2 separate regions of the Homo sapiens genome follow, and region 2 is linked to region 1. A link is a loop called in an ENCODE intact Hi-C map of the cell type or tissue named here. Cell type or tissue: PC-3. All regions are shown on one strand. Each heading gives the region's core, and the rest is flanking DNA. Links, peaks and the distances in the headings are about the cores only. Region 1 has its middle 58 kb from the start of MIR9902-1. Region 2 holds the start of HCAR1 (hydroxycarboxylic acid receptor 1).

Evidence for each region. Peaks named below come from ENCODE experiments on the same cell type or tissue, not always from the same donor. Only the 100,000 strongest peaks of a DNase experiment are listed, where the experiment ranks them.
Region 2: a loop joins it to region 1, with 4 times the contacts of the local background. A loop is called at or near these places in 14 of 110 quality-filtered maps.

What each region holds. Positions count from the first base shown.
Region 1 is chr12:122,633,826-122,642,342 of GRCh38, forward strand. No RefSeq gene overlaps it. Among named protein-coding and RNA genes, the nearest start is that of MIR9902-1, 58 kb to the right of the region's middle. RefSeq lists a silencer at 4,115-4,184 and an enhancer at 4,252-5,152. In PC-3, for the core only: a CTCF peak has its summit at 4,168; a DNase peak (open chromatin) is centred at 4,176.
Region 2 is chr12:122,729,078-122,737,594 of GRCh38, forward strand. It overlaps HCAR1 (hydroxycarboxylic acid receptor 1), which reads right to left and starts at 1,767. Exons shown (of 1, transcript NM_032554.4): 1 at 1-1,767. The coding sequence starts at 1,262. The coding sequence ends at 222. RefSeq lists enhancers at 529-1,196, 5,041-5,540. In PC-3, for the core only: no CTCF peak of the experiment used is centred there; no DNase peak of the experiment used is centred there; H3K4me3 peaks cover 1,942 bases; H3K27ac peaks cover 1,220 bases.

The DNA.
Region 1 (8,517 bases), core at 303-8,302:
TGCCATGATTGTAAGTTTCCTGAAGTCTCCCAGTCATGCTTCCTGTTAAGCCTGCGGAACTGTGAGTCCATTAAACCTTTTTTCTTCATAAATTTTCCAGTCTCAGGTGGGTCTTTATAGCAGTGTGAGAATGGACTATGCAGAGACCATACGGCTGGCAAAGCTAAAGTATTTCTTTATCTGGCTCTTGACAGATAAAGAAAAGTTGCTTCCCCTTGGTCTACAGAAGCACTGTCCAGTAGAAATATCATGCAAGTACATTTGATGCTTTAAATTTTCTAGTAGACACATTATGCTTTAAGGGTTAATTCCAGGCCTGCTGGAATTAATCTGATCTGTTTTGCTAAAGTTTTTGCAAGGCACTGTCCTGGTCAAGGCATGAAACACAGTGATTAAGGAAACATAGGGATTATAGTGCTGCCTTGTAGCCAGGGGTTTGAAGAGCTTGGGGGTGGTTTGTATCAGCCTGTCACCATTATTTATAACAATTAAATTGATTATTTGCTCCTGGTCTTGGTGAGACCAACTCCACTAAGAACGTCCTGCTATTGAGGCTAGTTGTGGCAGGAATATGCCTATGTGACAAGCAAAGTATGAGAAACACCTGAGATGCTATGTTGGACCCTGATTCCAAGATGCTGTATACACACATCACTGGTTCTTGCTCTGGGTGGGGATAGTGTGTCCAGCCACAGCCCTTACAAAAGGGAGGATTGTGGGAGACTGCGCCTAGTTCTCCAGAGCCTTTGCTCTGAAATACCGGTTGGCCGGGACACATATTCTTAATTTAATGCCATTGCTGTATTGAATCCTTTTCTTGTAATAAACGAGGTTTGTAAGCATTGTCATTTTGGGTCTTGTGACACTCCTTTAGGCACTGAACCCTGTTGAAACTGCCACTGTTAATGCACATATTGTAAAAAACAAAAAAAGATGAAAAAAATATATATATTGTCTGCCTCTGGTCCTTTATCCAGGATAATTTTAATAATATATTTTACTTGCCCCAGTAGCATATCCAAAATATGTTGACGTGTAATCAATATGAAAATATTATTAGATATTTTACACCTTTTTTTCACACTTAGTCTTCAAACTCTGGTGAGTGATTTAAATTTACAACATATCAGGCCAGGTGTGGTGGTTCATGCCTGTAATCCCAGCACTTTGGGAGGCCAAGGTGGAAGGATCGCCTGAATCCAGGAGTTCAAAATCAGCCTGGGCAATGTGGTGAGACCCCGTCTCAACAAAAAATACAAAAATTAGCTGGGTGTGGTCCTGCATGCCTATGGTCCCTGCAACTTGGGAGGCTGAGGCAGGAGGATCACTTGACCCTAGGAGGTCGAGGCTGCAGTGAGCTGTGATCATGCCACTGCACTCCAGCCCGAGTGATAGAGTGAGACCCTGTCTCAATAAATAAACAGCATAACTCAATTTGGGCTAGCGACATTTCAAGTATCTAATGGCCATATGTGGCTAGTGGCCACCGTATTGGCCAGTGCAGTAGAGACCAGGATGACCCATAGTTGTACATCCACTTTCCCTTCTTGAGCCCATTGCTACCCTTCCTGGGTCGTTGTTAATTCCAGTGTTCTTTAAACACGCAGTGCCCCCAGGCAACCACAAATCTCTACCAATCGATTGGAATTGTGTGTCAGAAGAAACTGGCTTACCCTCCTGGTGTAGACGGCTTAGCAAGAAGTCAGGGAAGTGCAAAATCAGATTGGACTCTTGGTCGAGGGATTTTCCCTGGAGGATGTGGTTGGAACACTCTAAAAGGGAGAAGAGCAAGAAAAGGCGCAAAGCTGGAACTGTGGGGCAGGGTGAGAGGAGGGAGAAAAGCACGTTGGCACCTTGACACCATAAACAGGTGGTATTTTTAGGCAGGGAAATAACAGAGTGAACTTGATGTTTTTAGGAAGATGAACTTGACAGCTGCGGGTAGGATGAATTGGCTAGAAGGATTGGAGGCACTCCCAGATGAAGAACTATTTAAATTGCCCAGGAAAAATTACATGCATTTATTTCTACTTTTTTTTGGTGCTTATCGCCCATCATTCCTTCTTTTTGAGATTTAAGTGTAAAGGGCTGTTTTGAGCAGCTCTGGATGTTGGTTACTCATTAATCTACTCATTAATCAGCAGAGATTTGTCCATGATGCTAGTTGTTCCATTTCCTTTAGGGGATAATAACCTTGTGTTATGAATTGCACCTTTATCAAATTAAGAGAAAATGAGAAAGCAGCTTTGTGATAACAACTTTGAGACCAACTAAAAGAAAATAGCTGACTGGGCGCAGTGCCTCACGCCTGTAATCCCAGCACTTTGGGAGGCCAAGGTGGGTGGATCGCTAAGTCAGGAGATTGAGTCCATCCTGGCTAACACGGTGAAACCCCGTCCCTACGAAAAAAAAAGAAATTAGCCGGGTGTGGTGGCAGGCGCCTATAGTCTCAGCTACTCGGGAGGCTGAGGCAGGAGAATGGCATGAACCCGAGAGGCAGAGCTTGCAGTGAGCCAAGATCACGCCACTGCACTCCATCCAGCCTGGGCGACAGACCAAGACTCCGTCTCAAAACAAACAAACAAACAAACAAAAAACTATTTGTAAAAATACTTTATGTGGTAGGAACAAAACTTATGTTCATGACGTACTTTTAAACAGAAGTTTTAAAATGGGCCAGATGTGGTGGCTCACGTCTGTAATTCCAGCGCTTTGGGAGGCTGAGGCAGGAGGACTGCTTGAGCCCAGGAATTGGAGACCAGCCTGGCAAACATGGCGAGACCCTGTCTCTACAAATTGTTTTGTTTTGTTTTTTTTGAGATGAAGTCTTGCTCTGTCGCTCAGCGTGAAGTGCAGTGGCGCGTTCTCGGCTCACCGCAACCTCTGCCTCCCGGGTTCAAGCAATTCTCCTGCCTCAGCTTTAAATTAGCTGGGCGTGGCGAAGGCACGGTGGCTCACGCCTGTAATCCCAGCACTTTGGGAGGCCAAGGCGAGCGGATCACAAGGTCAGGAGATTGAGACCATCCTGGCTAACACGCCATGGTGGTGGGCGCCTGTAGTCCCAGCTACTCGGGAGGCTGAGGAGAAGCAGAGGTTGCAGTGAGCCGAGATCGCGCCACTGCACTCCAGCCTGGGCGACAGAAGCGACAGAGCAAGACTCCGTCTCAAAAAAAAAAAAAAAAAAATTAGCCGAGCATGGTGTTGTGCACCTGTAGTCCCAGCTACTTGGGAGGCTGAGGTGGGAGGATCGCTTAAGCCCAGGAGGTCAAGGCTTTAATGAGCTGTGATCATGCCACCACACTCCATCCGGGGCAACAGAGACCCTGTGCCAAAGAAAAAAAGATATGTATGGAAAACACAAACACTTAGGGTGTGATCAGTTCCTCTGGCAGGTTGCATTTTGTTTCTTATTTCTCTGCATCACATGGTTTTATAAAATCATGAGCCTACTGCAGGTACAATTTTTTACTTTGTATTCTTTTCTCTGCCACTATAAACTTTTTAAAATATTATTTTTAGTAATAGTGTTTTTATTTTTAATGATTTTTTATTTTTAATGAAAAGCCATGCAAGCTCAGGTTCTAATTCTGCTTCTGTGTATAGGTTTATGAGTCGGACTGAATTTTGTAATCTCCCTGAGTCCCTTTTCTTATCCATAAAATGGGGATAATATACCCGCTTCAGTGGTTTCTGTGAGGATCAGATGAGATGATAGATGTAGGCAATCCTCAGCCCACAGCAAATCCTCAAAACTCTTAGGTCACCCCCTGGAGCTATTCTGCACACTTAGACTGTGCTAATATATTTTCACTAAGCTTTTTCCATATTTGGAATTATTCCCTTAAGATACATTCCCAGGAACAGATTTGCCAGATCCAAGGGAATGAAGGGAACATTTTAAAGCCTCCAGTTGCAAATTGCCACACTGCATGCATTTCAAAAGGTCTTCCTCACAAATCCCCATTCCCACCAGCAGCGGATGCACGTCCACTTTACTATGTCCTCAAACCATGTTGCTCATCTGATAGGTTAAAACGGCATCTCACTGTTCACATTGGTGTTTCTTTATTTGTGTGATTGAACCTTAAGAGAACCAGTTAGAAGGCTGCAGTCGCAGATGGAGTCTGGAATTGTCCTCTTGGGCGTAAGCGTGCAAGGCCCAGAAGAGGTCAGGTGGTGGCACTAGAACTTAACAGATGTGATGGACTGTCACGCTTCTTTGACTCTGGAGCTAAGCTAAGAAGGAGTGTTTCCAATGCCCACATTGGTTTCTTGTTCAGAATAAAGTTCTGATACATAAAGGGTTAGCTTTCAACATGTTGGAGAAGTCACTTTTTTTGGATCATAACTGTTATTTGAATTTGTTATATTTATTTATTTAGAGACGGAGTCTCACTCTGTCGCCCAGGATGGAGTACAGTGGCGCGATATCAGCTCACTGCAACCTCTCCCTCCTAGGTTCAAATGATTCTCCTGCCTCAGCCTCCCGAGTAGCTGGGATTACAGGAGCCGGCCACCATGCCCAGCTAATTTTGTAATTTTTTTTAGTAGAGACAAGGTTTCACCATGTTGGCCAGGCTGGTCTTGAACTCCTGACCTCAAGTAATCCACCTGCCTTGCCCTCCCAAAGTGCTGGGATTACAGGTGTGAGCCACCTGTGCCCAGCCTGAATTTGTTTTAAAGTAAGATTAAATATACAGTTAGCCAGGATTGGAGCCAGGATGGGGGCCGGGAGTGGTGGCTCATGTCTATAATCCCAGAGCTTCGGGAGGCTGAGGTGGGAGGGTTGCTTGAGCCTAGGAGGTTGAGGCTATAGTGAGCTATGATCGCACCACTGCACTCCAGCCTGGGCGGCAGAGCGAGACCCTGTCTCTAAAAAAGAAAAAAGAACAGAAAAAACAGCAAGGTTCCTTCTTGTCATTGTTCTATTTATTATATTTCTATTAGCTGTGATTGCCATCATTATTTTTATTATTCTACCCTTGTCTCCATACAGTTATTTTCCATACTGTTGCCTAAGTATATTCTTAAAACATAAGCCGGATCTTGTCCGTGGCTGGCCTCAAACTTTTCACTGGCTTCTCATTTCACTAAGCATAAAACCCAAGTTGCAGAAAACACTTCCCTTCTGTTCGAATTAGAAGCAGGGGTCATCTCCAGGAAAATGGATTATAAAAAGCCCCTCCTTTGGGCAGATCTAACATAAAAAGACACCCCCTTGGGTAAGGTCAAAGTTTTTTAAAAGCGCTGGATTTAAAAGCTGGATTTCGTTTATGGCTCGGTGCTGCCTGCCTGTCCATACCGTGGCTTATAAGGTCGGTAAGATCTAGGCCCAGTCTGCCTTTCCAGCCTCAACCCCTGCCACTCCTGCCATATCTCAGACCAGCCTTCTCTCTAGCCTTACCCGACCAGCCCAGCTAGTCACCATCCCACATCCCCAGTCCCTTGCTGTGACGTCACTCTATTCACTGTCTTCCTGCTGCCATCCAGGGTTATCTTTATTTACTTGTTTATTGACTAGCTCACTGGAATATTGGCCGGGCGCGGTGGCTCACACCTGTAATCCCAGCACTTTGGGAGGCCGAGGCGGGTGGATCACCTCAGGTCGGGAGTTCGAGACCAGCCTGGCCAACATGGTGAAACACTGTCTCTACTAAAAATACCAAAACTAGCCGGGTGTGCTGGCGCACGCCTATAATCCCAGCTACTAGGGAGGCTGAGGCAGGAGAATTGTTTGAACCCGGGGGTCACAGGTTGCAGTGAGCTGAGATCATGCCACTTCACTCCAGCCTGGGCGAAAGAGCAAAACTCTGTCTCAAAAAAATATATATATTTCTACTAAAATAATATATGTTGAAAGATATTGGGAGTATGTGCTCAAAAGTTTCCACTGAGGAGCATGCAAAAAAACCTTGGGGTCACTGGTCTCTTCTTCCTGGGACACCAGCATTGCATGAAAAAGAAACTATTACCCTAAGCACGTCTTTATACTTATGTGGCTACCCCCATCTGGATAGAAACAATCAACAAAATTATTCAGTCTTATTCTCTTACTCAAAAATAACTTAAAAACTACCCAAGGGAGGGATCCAATGTGTTTATTTAAGCACAGATAATGTATTCCAAATCTCTGGGCCCAAGGAGAAACAGCAGAAAGAAGCTTGAATATCTTCTGTCTCACTGAGCCAGGTTTTCCATCACCACAAAGTGGAATGAGAACACCCCACTAATTCATTCTCTACTCCGAATAGAGAAAAAGAATTTGGCTGCTTCATTCCAAGCAAGAGATGGTGGAAGGAGGCCCTTGAGTCTTGAGGATTAAATAGAGCGTCTTCATGTATTTAGCGGTTGCTAACTTTCCCCATTTTTCTTATGTATAATGAGGCACTGCCATTTGTTCATGTGCTCATGAAGCATCCAAGGAAGAGATTTTACCCTGAAAACGCGTAGCTGAAATTCATTAATTTCATGACTACTTAAGAGTCTGCTATGTGCCAGGAACTGTTCTGGGGTTGGGGGATGCAAGATGAACACCATGATAAGGTCCCTCCTGATGGCATGGAGTTCTTTTTTTTTTTTTTTTTTTTTTTTTTTTTTTTTTTTTTGAGGCGGAGTATTGCTCTGTTGCTCAGGCAGAGTGCAATGGTGTGATCTCAGCTCGCTGCAACCTCCGCCTCCTGGATTCAAGTGACTTTCCCACCTTAGCCTCCCGATTAGCTGGGACTACAGGCTCCCACCACCATGCCCAGCTAAGTTTTTTTTGTTTTTTTTTTTTTTTGAGACAAGAGTCTCACTCTGTCACCCAGACTGGAGTGCAATGGCATGATTTCAGCTCACTGCAACCTCCGCCTCCTGGGTTCAAGCAATTCTCCAGCCTCAGCCTCCCGAGTAGCTGGGACTACAGGCACCTGCCACCACGCCCGGCTAATTTTTGTATTTTTAGTAGGGACAGGGTTTTGCTGTGTTGGCCAGGCTGGTCTTGAACTCCTGACCTCAGGTGATCCTCCTGCCTCGACCTCCCAAAATGCTGGGATTACAGGTGAGAGCCTCCGCACCCGGCCTGAACTGCTTTTTCTTTCTAAGTCTTAAAAACAAGAACAGAAACAACAACAACAAAAAAAAACAGCTTTCCTGAGATACAGATAACATATCATACAATTCACTCACTTAAAGTCTGCAATTCAAGCCAGGCAAGGTGGTTTATGCCTGTAATCCCAGCACTTTTTTTTTTTTTTTTTTTTTCCCTGAGGCAGAGTCTCGCTCTCGCCCAGGCTGGAGTGCAGTGGTGTGATCTCGGCTCACTGCAAGCTCTGCCTCCCAGGTTCACGCCATTCTCCTGCCTCAGCCTCCCAAGTAGCTGGGACTACAGGCGCCCGCTACCATGCCCGGCTAATTTTTTTGTATTTTTAGTAGAGACGGGGTTTCACCGTGTTAGCCAGGATGGTCTCGATCTCCTGACCTCATGATCTGCCCGCCTCGGCCTCCCAAAGTGCTGGGATTACAGGCGGCGTGAGCCACCGTGCCTGGCCTATCCCGGCACTTTTAGGAGACTGAGGTGGGAGAATTGCTTGACCCCAGGAGTTCGAGACCAGCCTGGGCAACAAAGTGAGACCCTGTCTCTACAAAAAATACAAAAATTGGCGAGGCACGGTGGCTTACGCCTGTAATTCCAACACATTGGGAGGCCGAGGCGGGTGGATTACCTGAGGTCAGGAGTTCAAGACCAGCCTGGCCAACATGGTGAAACCCTGTCTCTACTAAAAATACAAAAATTAGCTGGGCGTGGTTGGTGCATGCCTGTAATCCCAGCTAATCCAGAGGCTGAGGCAAGAGAATCGCTTGAACCTGGGAAGTGGGAGTCACAGTGAGCTGAGATCGTGCCACTGCACTCCAGCTTAGGCAACAGAGTGAGACTCCATATCAAAAAACAAAACAAAATAAAAATACAAAAATTAGCTGGGTGTGGTGGCAAGCATTTTTTTTTTTTTTTTTTTTTTTTTTTGAGATGGAGTCACTCTGTTGCCCAGGCTGGAGTGCAGTGGGGCGATCTGGGTTCACTGCAACCTCCACCTCCCAGGTTCAAGCGATTCTCCTGCCTTAGCCTCCCGAGTAGCTGGGATTACAGGCGCCCACCGCCATGCCCAGCTAATTTTTGTATTTTTAGTAGAGACAGGGTTTCACCATGTTGGACCAGGCTGGTCTCCAACTCCTGACCTCAGGTGATCCGCCCACCTCGGCCTCCCAAAGTGCTGGGATTACAGGGGTGGGCCACTGCCCTCGGCCTGTGGGATGCACTTACAGTCTCAGCTACTTGTGAGGCTGAGGCCAGAGGATTGCTTAAACCCGGGAGGTCAAGGCTGCAGTGAGTCATGATCTTGCCACTGTACTCCAGCCTGGGTTATAGAATGAGACTGTCTCTAAGTGAATAAATAAAGTTAGCAATTCAATAGTTTTTAGTATATTCACAGATACATATAACCATTATCACAATTTTAGGACAGTTTCATCACCTCTAAA
Region 2 (8,517 bases), core at 399-8,398, 95 kb after region 1:
GATAAGAAAATGCAGCCAACTCACTTCAATCAACTGGAACCTCCCCAAAAGGTATAGTTGTGTGAATTTCATTTCCGACAGAATGAGAAGGATGCAGTTCATGTGCGAGAAGCCGTCTTGCAATAAGAAAGGGGGGTGGCATTTTCAAAGCCCCCGACCCCTTAGCACGAGTTAATTCTAAGTCACCACTCTATCTTCCTCAGTGTTGTTGGTCTGCTTGTTCAGTGCCACTCAACAATGTGGGGATCCCATTGCCCATCAGACTGGCTTTGGAAACTATTTGCCACACTGATGCAACTCCTGCGACCGAGGTTCGAAATTGGCATCTCTTCCGGCCTTTGTGTTTTTGAGTGTCCTGGCTGCTTGGGTTTCAGACTGCAGATTTTGAGCTTGTTGTAGAATTTGGGAAAGGAGGGGCTTGAAAAATAATACACCAGGGGATCCAGCATGCTGTTCATGTAGGTGAAGCTGAGGGTTATGTGCAGGGCCCCATGGACAGAGGGATCGCAGGCACTCGAGGGCACCGTCCAGAGGAAATAGAGTCTAGCAGACACGCTGGGCAGGTAGCATGTGATGAACACAATTGCCACCACCATGATGAACCGGGTCGCCTTCTTCATCCGAGCCTGTCTGGCCAGCTGCTGCCTCCGCCTCAGGCTCCAAACAATCTTGAAGGAGCAAAATAAGATGATGCCGAGGGGCATAAAGAACTCCAGCTGGAACATGATGTCATGCCAGCCATTGGCCGACTCCATGATGAAGCTCTCACAGGAGACGGCCGTCTCTTGCACGCAGAGATGGTTCTCCAGCAAAAGATACACTGTTCCCAGGATGACCAGGGCCCACAGGGTGCAGACGATGCCAGCCGCCACCCGGGTGGAGATAGTGTTCACCGCGTGGTGGGGGTGGACCACTTTGAAATACCTGTCCGCAGCCACCACCGTAAGGAACACGATGCTCCCGGCCCTGTTCATGGCCAACGTGAAGAGCCCCACTCGGCAGGGAATGTCCCCAAAAGCCCAGTGTCTACGTCTGAGGTAATAGTCTGTCCGAAAAGGCAGGCAGATCATAAGGAGGAAATCAGCCACGGCCAAATTGAAAAGGTAAACAGTGCTGGGCTTCCAGGTCTTCATGTGGAAGCAGAAACCACACAGGGCGACCCCATTGCCTAGTGCGCCCAGCACAAAGGCCACAATGAGCAGCGGCGGCATCACCTGGGAGATGGTGTCCCCCTCGATGCGGCAGCACGACCCGTTGTACATGGCGGGGACAGAGCAAGTGTCCGGGTGCAGAGCAGCCCAGGGAGTCCCCACAATGGCACAGATGCTTATCTGAGCGTTAGCACTCACCCAGCTGCTGCGTGTCTGACTTCATCACCCAGGATGCGGGTCCTGTGTGTGTGGGTTGGATGCTGCCACAGCAGCGAGAAGAGAAACTTCAGCCAGGAAATGAGAGACCCAGGGAGGTCCTTTCTCTGGAGCCCGTCTCACAAGCCGCCTGCCTCTGGGAGAGGCCAAGCCTGGAGCCGGATGAAGCTTGGAAATGCATGCAATTTTGCAAAAGTGGTCATTTCTGAGAGGCGGTAGGGTGGGGGGGTCCGATGAGATTGATGCCGTAGAGGAGCGATTGGGTCCAGCGCCAGAGTAATTTTCATTTTCAGCTTCGCTGTTCCTCCTCGGACTCCGTGCTGGAGAGCACACAAAGCTGCCCAGAAGGCAAGAAGAAAGCTTGTTTGTCCTCCCTCCTGGTGGAGAAATCCAAACATTTCCTGGAGTGGTTCTGGGCTCCTGCCTTTGCTTTCCTCCCGTAACCTTTGCCTGACTGCCTTGTCCTCTCCCTCATCCCACGGGGCACTCCCATGCGGTGCCAGAGAGGGGAGGCTTTGCTCTGCAGCTCCTCCGGGCCATTTCCTGTGCCGAAAAATACCGCGCTCAAAAATTGGAGGAGTCTGCGGAGAGAAAAGTTCTAATCACGATACTTGATGGATGTTAGAAAAATTCTTTGACGGGAGTCACCTTTCCCCCGCTCTATTCCCACCTCCCTGCCCTTTACATCCTTCCGTGAACCAAAGTGGCCAGTTGCACAACCACCAAGACCATGAAATAGATCTGAAGCCCACTTCTCATATGTCTGTCTCCACAAAACGGCCTCTTTGGGAGCCGGTTTCCCCCTCTGCTGGGAAGCAGAGCCTAGAACTTTTACAAAGATTTGGCCCTGAGTTTCCATTGGCTGTTGAATGAGCCAAACACCATGAGATGTACGTTTTTAATTTCAATTATGTGCTGAGCCCATCAATTAAAACTGCCCCCTGGGGGCGGAAGAGGATTGGAGGAGTTGATTAAGGAGTCCATCTCTAAAGCAATCATGAGTAACATTAGACTGCACAAAAAATTGGAGTCTTTGCTAAAATTTCCTGTCCTTTGGCTTTAAGGATTATTAATCTGCCCTGTGCCTTTCAGCTTCCAGTTTAGAAAATGGGGTGGAGGCCGGGCGCGGTGGCTCACGCTTGTAATCCAAGCACTTTGGTAGGCCCAGGCGGGCGGATCACCAGGTCAGGAGATGGAGACCATCCTGGCTAACACGGTAAAACCCCGTCTCTACTAAAAATACAAAAAAATGAGCCAGGCGTGGTGGCGGGCGCCTGTAGTCCCAGCTACTCGGGAGGCTGAGGCAGGAGAATGGCGTGAACCCGGGAGGCAGAGCTTGCAGGGAGCCAAGATTGCGCCACTGCACTCCAGTCTGGGTGACAGAACCAGACTCCGTCTAAAACAAACAAACAAACAAACAAACAAAACAACAAGAAAAAGAAAAAGAAAAAAGAAAGAAAGAAGAAAATGGGGTGGAGGCCAGTCGCGGTGGCTCACATCTATAATCCCAGCACTTTGGGAGGCCGAGGCAGGTGGATGACTTGAGGTCAGGAGTACAAGACCAGCCTTGCCAACATGGTGAAACCCCATCTCTACTAAAAATATACAAAAATCAGTCAGGTGTTGTGGCATGTGTCTGTAATCCCAGTTACTCAGGAGGCTGAGGCAGGAGAATCACTTGAACCCGGGAGGTGGAGGTTGCAGTGAGCCGAGATCGTGCCAATGAACTCCAGCCTGGGTGACAGAAAGAAACTCTGTCTCAAAAAAAAAAAATGGGGCGGAAAAGAGGGGGTGCATTGAAAGAATGTGTCTGTCTTCTAGATGCACACTGAAGCTAAATTCTTCCCACTGGATGCTGGACTCCAAATCTGTCCACCCACATTCTCCCCTGCCTCGCCCTAGCACAGACCGCAGTCACTTCCCACCTGAACTGTTGAAACAGTTTCCTAACTGGTTTCCCTTCCTCTCATCTATTTCCTGTAAGTCATCTTCTACACAATAATCTGATTTTTCTGAAGCACAGATATTATCATATACCTTTTTTCACTTAAAAATCTTCACTAGCTCCCTTCAATCTGCCAAGGGGCTAGAATGATGGCCTGTGGACCATATCTGGTTTAAAAACCAGCCTGGCTTGGCCGATATGTTTTTAAAACCTGGTGCAGTCCTATAAAAACCTGGATTTCTGTTGTCTCTTAGAACACTGGAAGATCTGGCCACACTGGACCGACACTCCCACATGGAAACAATCAGCTGGAGCTTAGAGTAGATGGAGTAGAGACAGAGAATGAGCCCCTGTAGACAGAGAATGAGCTTTACTGTTTGCCACAGTCCCCACCACTCCCTATTGCCTTACACCTGGTTGGCTTTCCTCATTGGCAAGCCTAGTCTCTGTGGGATTTTGAGTTTGTCACCTCTTGCTCTAGGTTGAAGGTCACATTCCTTGGATTGACGTACAAGGTCCTTCACAGTTGGTTCCCAACCTACCTTTCCAGTATGATTTTCCTGCCACTTTCCTCCTTCCACCCTACTCGCTAGTCTCATAACCTCTAATAAATAAAAACGTGTTCGTCAAACGTCTATATCTAGTTCCCCCACAAATTCAGGAGTTCTTTGAAGACAAACTTCATACTCTTGGCCTGGATGACTAACTCCTACTTTTCTCCTTCTTTCTTTCCTTCCGTCTTTCTTTCTTTCTTTCTTTCTTTTCTTTCTTTCTCTCTCTCTCTTTCTCTCTGTCTCTCTCTCTCTCCCTCTCTGCCTCCCTCCCTCTCTCTCTTTCTTTTTTTTTTGAGACAGAGTCTGGCTCTGTTGTCCAGGCTGGAGTGCAGTGGCTCTGTCTTGGCTCACTGTAGCCTCAACCTCCCAGGCTCAAGCCATCCTCTTACCTTAGCTTCCTGAGTGGCTGGGACTACAGGTGCATGCTACCATGCCCAGCTAATTTTTGTATTTTTTGTAGAGACGGGGTTTTGCCATGTTGTCCAGGTCTCAAACTCCGGGGCTCAAGTGATCCACCCACCTTGACCTCTCAAATGTGCTGACATTACAGGTGTAAGCCACCATGCCAAGCCTAACTCCTACTTTTCATGAGAGCTCATTGTAACCACTTTCACTCTGTGGGCCTTTGTGATTCTGTGATAAGGTGTTAACTAACAGGGGTAACCATGGTAGGTTGAAACACCCCAAGATGAGGTCAGAGGGGTAACCCTGAGTACTTCACATGCTTAGCCTGGATTTTTTAACAAATGGAAAATATTCTTCATTCTACATTCTCAGATACTGTCGGGATTCTTGTAAACACAAATACTTCCTTTTTTTTCCACATGACTAACACCTGCCTTTCTTTTCTAAATCCTTTGTCTTGTCAAATCACCTTCTTCTCTCTCTTTTTTTTTTTTCTTTTTGTGGCTGTAGAATTAGCTGTAAGGCAGAGGATTAAGGAAGAAAAAAATGGCATCTATTCCTCTGAAAGTCTACTGGTTTTTTTGGTTTGTATGTTTTGAGACAGAGTCTGGCTCTGTCGCTAAGGCTGGAGTGCAGTGGCACAAATGTAGCTCCTTTCAGCCTGTGCTTCCCAGGCTCAAGTGATCCTCCCACCTCAGCCTCACAAGTTGCTGGGACCACAGGCACGTGCCACCATGCCTGGCTAATTTTTGTATATTTTGTAGAGACAAGGTCTCACCATACTGGTCAGGCTGGTCCTGAACTCCTGGGTTCAAGCGATCTGCCTGCCTCAGCCTCTCAAAGTGCTGGGATTACAGGCGTGAGCCACCGCACCCACCCCAAAAGCCTACTGGTTTTTCACGTACAATCTGATCTTATTCTACCCCAGGGCTTCAAGAAGATGCTGTCTCTCTCTTCTTGGACTTCCTGCTCAAGATCATGCTGTGGTGCCCTATTCCTTTGTGCACCAAATTTAGATCTATCTAGGCTCATGCCTGTAATCCCAGTACTTTGGGAGGCAGATCACTTGCGATCAGGAGTTCGAGACCAGCCTGCCCAACATGGTGAAACCCCAACTCTACTAAAACTACAAAAATTAGCCGGTCGTGGCCGGGAGTGGTGGCTCACTCCTATAATCCCAGCACTTTGGGAGGCGGAGGTGGGTGGATCACCTGAGGTCAGGAGTTCGAGACCAGCCTGGCCAACATGGTGAAAACCCTGTCTCTACTAAAAATACCAAAACTAGCCGGGTGTGGTGGCAGGTGCCTGTAATCCCAGCTACTTGGGGGGCTGAGGCAGGAGAATCGCTTGAACCTGGGAGGCGGAGGTTGCAGTGGGCCGAGATAGCGCCATTGCACTCCAGCCTAGGGGACAAGAGTGAGACTTTGTCTCAAAAAAAAAAAAAATTAGCCAGTCATGGTGGTGCATGCCTGTAGTCCCAGCTATTCCAGAGGCCGAGTCACAAGAATCGCTTGAACCCAGGAGGTGGAGGTTGCAGTGAGCCAAGATTGCACCACTGCACTCCAGCCTGGGCCACAGAGTGAGAATCTGTCTCAGAAAAAAAAAAAAAAAAAAAACAAAACTGGCCAGGCAGTGGCTCACACCTGTAATCCCAGCACTATGGGAGGCCGAGGAGGGCAGATCACCTGGAATCAGGAGTTCAAGACCAGTCTGGCCAACATGGTAAAACTCCATCTCTATTAAAAATATAAAAATTAGCCAGTGTGGTGGCAAGCACCTGTAGTCCCAGCTACTCGCGAGAGTGAGGCAGGAGAATTGCTAGAAGCTTGGAGGCGGAGGTTGCAGTGAGCCGAGATCGCACCATTGCACTCCAGTCTGGAGGACAAGAGCAAGACTCCATCTAAAAAAATAAATAGGCTGGGCGCGGTGGCTCATGCCTGTAATCCCAGCACTTTGAGAGGTGAGGTGGGTGGATCACAAGGTCAGGAGTTCAAGACCAGCCTGACCAACACGGTGACACCCCATCTCTCCTAAAAATATGAAAATTAGCCAGGTGTGGTGGCGAGCACCTGTAATCCCAGCTACCTGGGAGGCTGAGGCAGGAGAATTGCTTGAACTGGGGAGGCAGAAGTTGCAGTGAGCTGAGATTGCAGCCACAGCACTCCAGCCTCGGTGACAGAATGAGACTCCGTCTCAAAAATAAATAAATAAATCTAAAAATTAATTCAAAATATATCCAAGATCTAGATGTAAAAGCTAAAACTATAAAACTCTTAGAAAACATAGGGGAAAAGCTTAATGACATTGACTAAGGCAATGATTTTTGGATATGATGCCAAAAACACAAGGAACAAAAGAAAAAATAGATAAATTGGACTCCACCAAAAGTAAAACCTTTGTGCCTCAAAGGACACTCACTATCAACAGACAAGGTGAGGTCAGGTGCAGTGGCTCACGCCTGTCATCCCAGCACTTTGGGAGGCCGAGGGAGGCAGATCACTTGAGGTCAGGAGTTTGAGGCTAGCCTGGCTAACATGGTGAAACCTCATCTCTACTAAAAATACAAAAATTAGCTGGGTCTGGTGGCACACATCTGTAGTCTCAGCTTCTTGGGAGGCTGAGGCAGGAGAATCCCTTGAACTTGGGAGGTAGAAGTTGCAGTAAGCTGAGATTGCACCACAGCACTCCAGCCTGGGTGACTGAGACTCCACATTAAAAATAAAAACAAAACAAACAAACAAAAAAATAGACAAGGTGATATGGTTTGGCTGTGTCCCCACCCAAATCTCATCTTGAATTGTAGCCCCCATAACTCCCACATGATGTGGGAGGGACCCAGTGGGAGGTAATTGAACCAGGGGGCAGGACTTTTCTGTGCTATTCTTGTGATAGTGAATAAGTCTCACAAGATCTGATGGTTTTGTAAAGGGGAGTTTCCCTGCACAAGCTCCTTTTTCTTGTCTGCTGCCATGTGAGATGTGCCTTTCAGCTTCCACCATGATTGTGAGGCCTCCCCAGCCACGTGGAACTGTGAGCCCATTAAACCTCTTTCTTTTGTAAATTGCTCAGTCTTGGATATGTCTTTATCAGCAGTGTGAAAGTGGACTAATATACAAGGCAATCCATGGGATGGGAGAAAGTATTTGCAAACCACATATATGTGATAAGGGATTAATATCCGAAATATACAAAGAGCTCTTACAAATCAAGTACAATATCAACAAAAAACAACCTAATTAAAAAATAGACCGGGCACAGTGGCTCACGCCTGTAATCCCAGCACTTTGGGAGGCTGAGACCAGTGGATCACAAGGTCAGGAGATTGAGACCATCCTGGCTAACATGGTGAAACTCCGTCTTTACTAAAAATATAAAAAATGAGCCAGGCATGGTGGCAGGTGCCTATAGTCCCAGCTACTCGGGAGGCTGAGGCAGGAGAATGGTATGAACCCGGGAGGTAGAGCTGGCAGTGAGCCGAAATTGAGTCACTGCACTCTAGCCTGGGTGACAGAGTGAGACTCTGTCTCAAAAAAATAAATAAATAAAATAAAACAAAAATAAAAATAAAGAAATTAGCTGGATGTGGTGGCACACACCTGTAGTCCCAGCTACTCAGGAGGCTGAGGCAGGAAAATTGCTTGAACCCCAGAGGCGGAGGCTGCAGTGAGCTAAGAATGTGCCACTGGACTCCAGCATGGGCAACAGAGTGAGACTCCATCACAAAAAAAAAAAAAAAAAAAAGAGAAAGAAAAAAAAGAAAAGAAGAAAAAGGCAAACGACTTGAATAGGCCTATCTCCAAAGATATACAAATGGCCAATAAACACATTTGCCACTAAGATACTCAATATTACTATTTCACTAGGGAAATCTAAATCAAAACCACAAGATACCACTTCACACACATTAGGATGGTTATTGGTTAAAAAAAAAGAAAAAAGGCTGGGTGCGGTGGCCCATGCTTGTAATCCCAGCACTTTGGGAGGCCGAGGCAGGCGGATCACGAGGTCAGGAGATCGAGACCATCCCAGCTAACACGGTGAAACCCTGTCTCTACTAAAAACACAAAAAAATGATCCAGGCATAGTGGTGGGCAACTGTAGTCCCAGCTACTCGGGAGGCTGAGGCAGGAGAATGGCATGAACCTGGGAGGCAGAGGTTGCAGTGAGCCGAGATCACACCACTGCACTCCAGCCTGGGCGACAGAGCGAGATTCTCTCTAAAAAACAAAACAAACAAACAAACAAA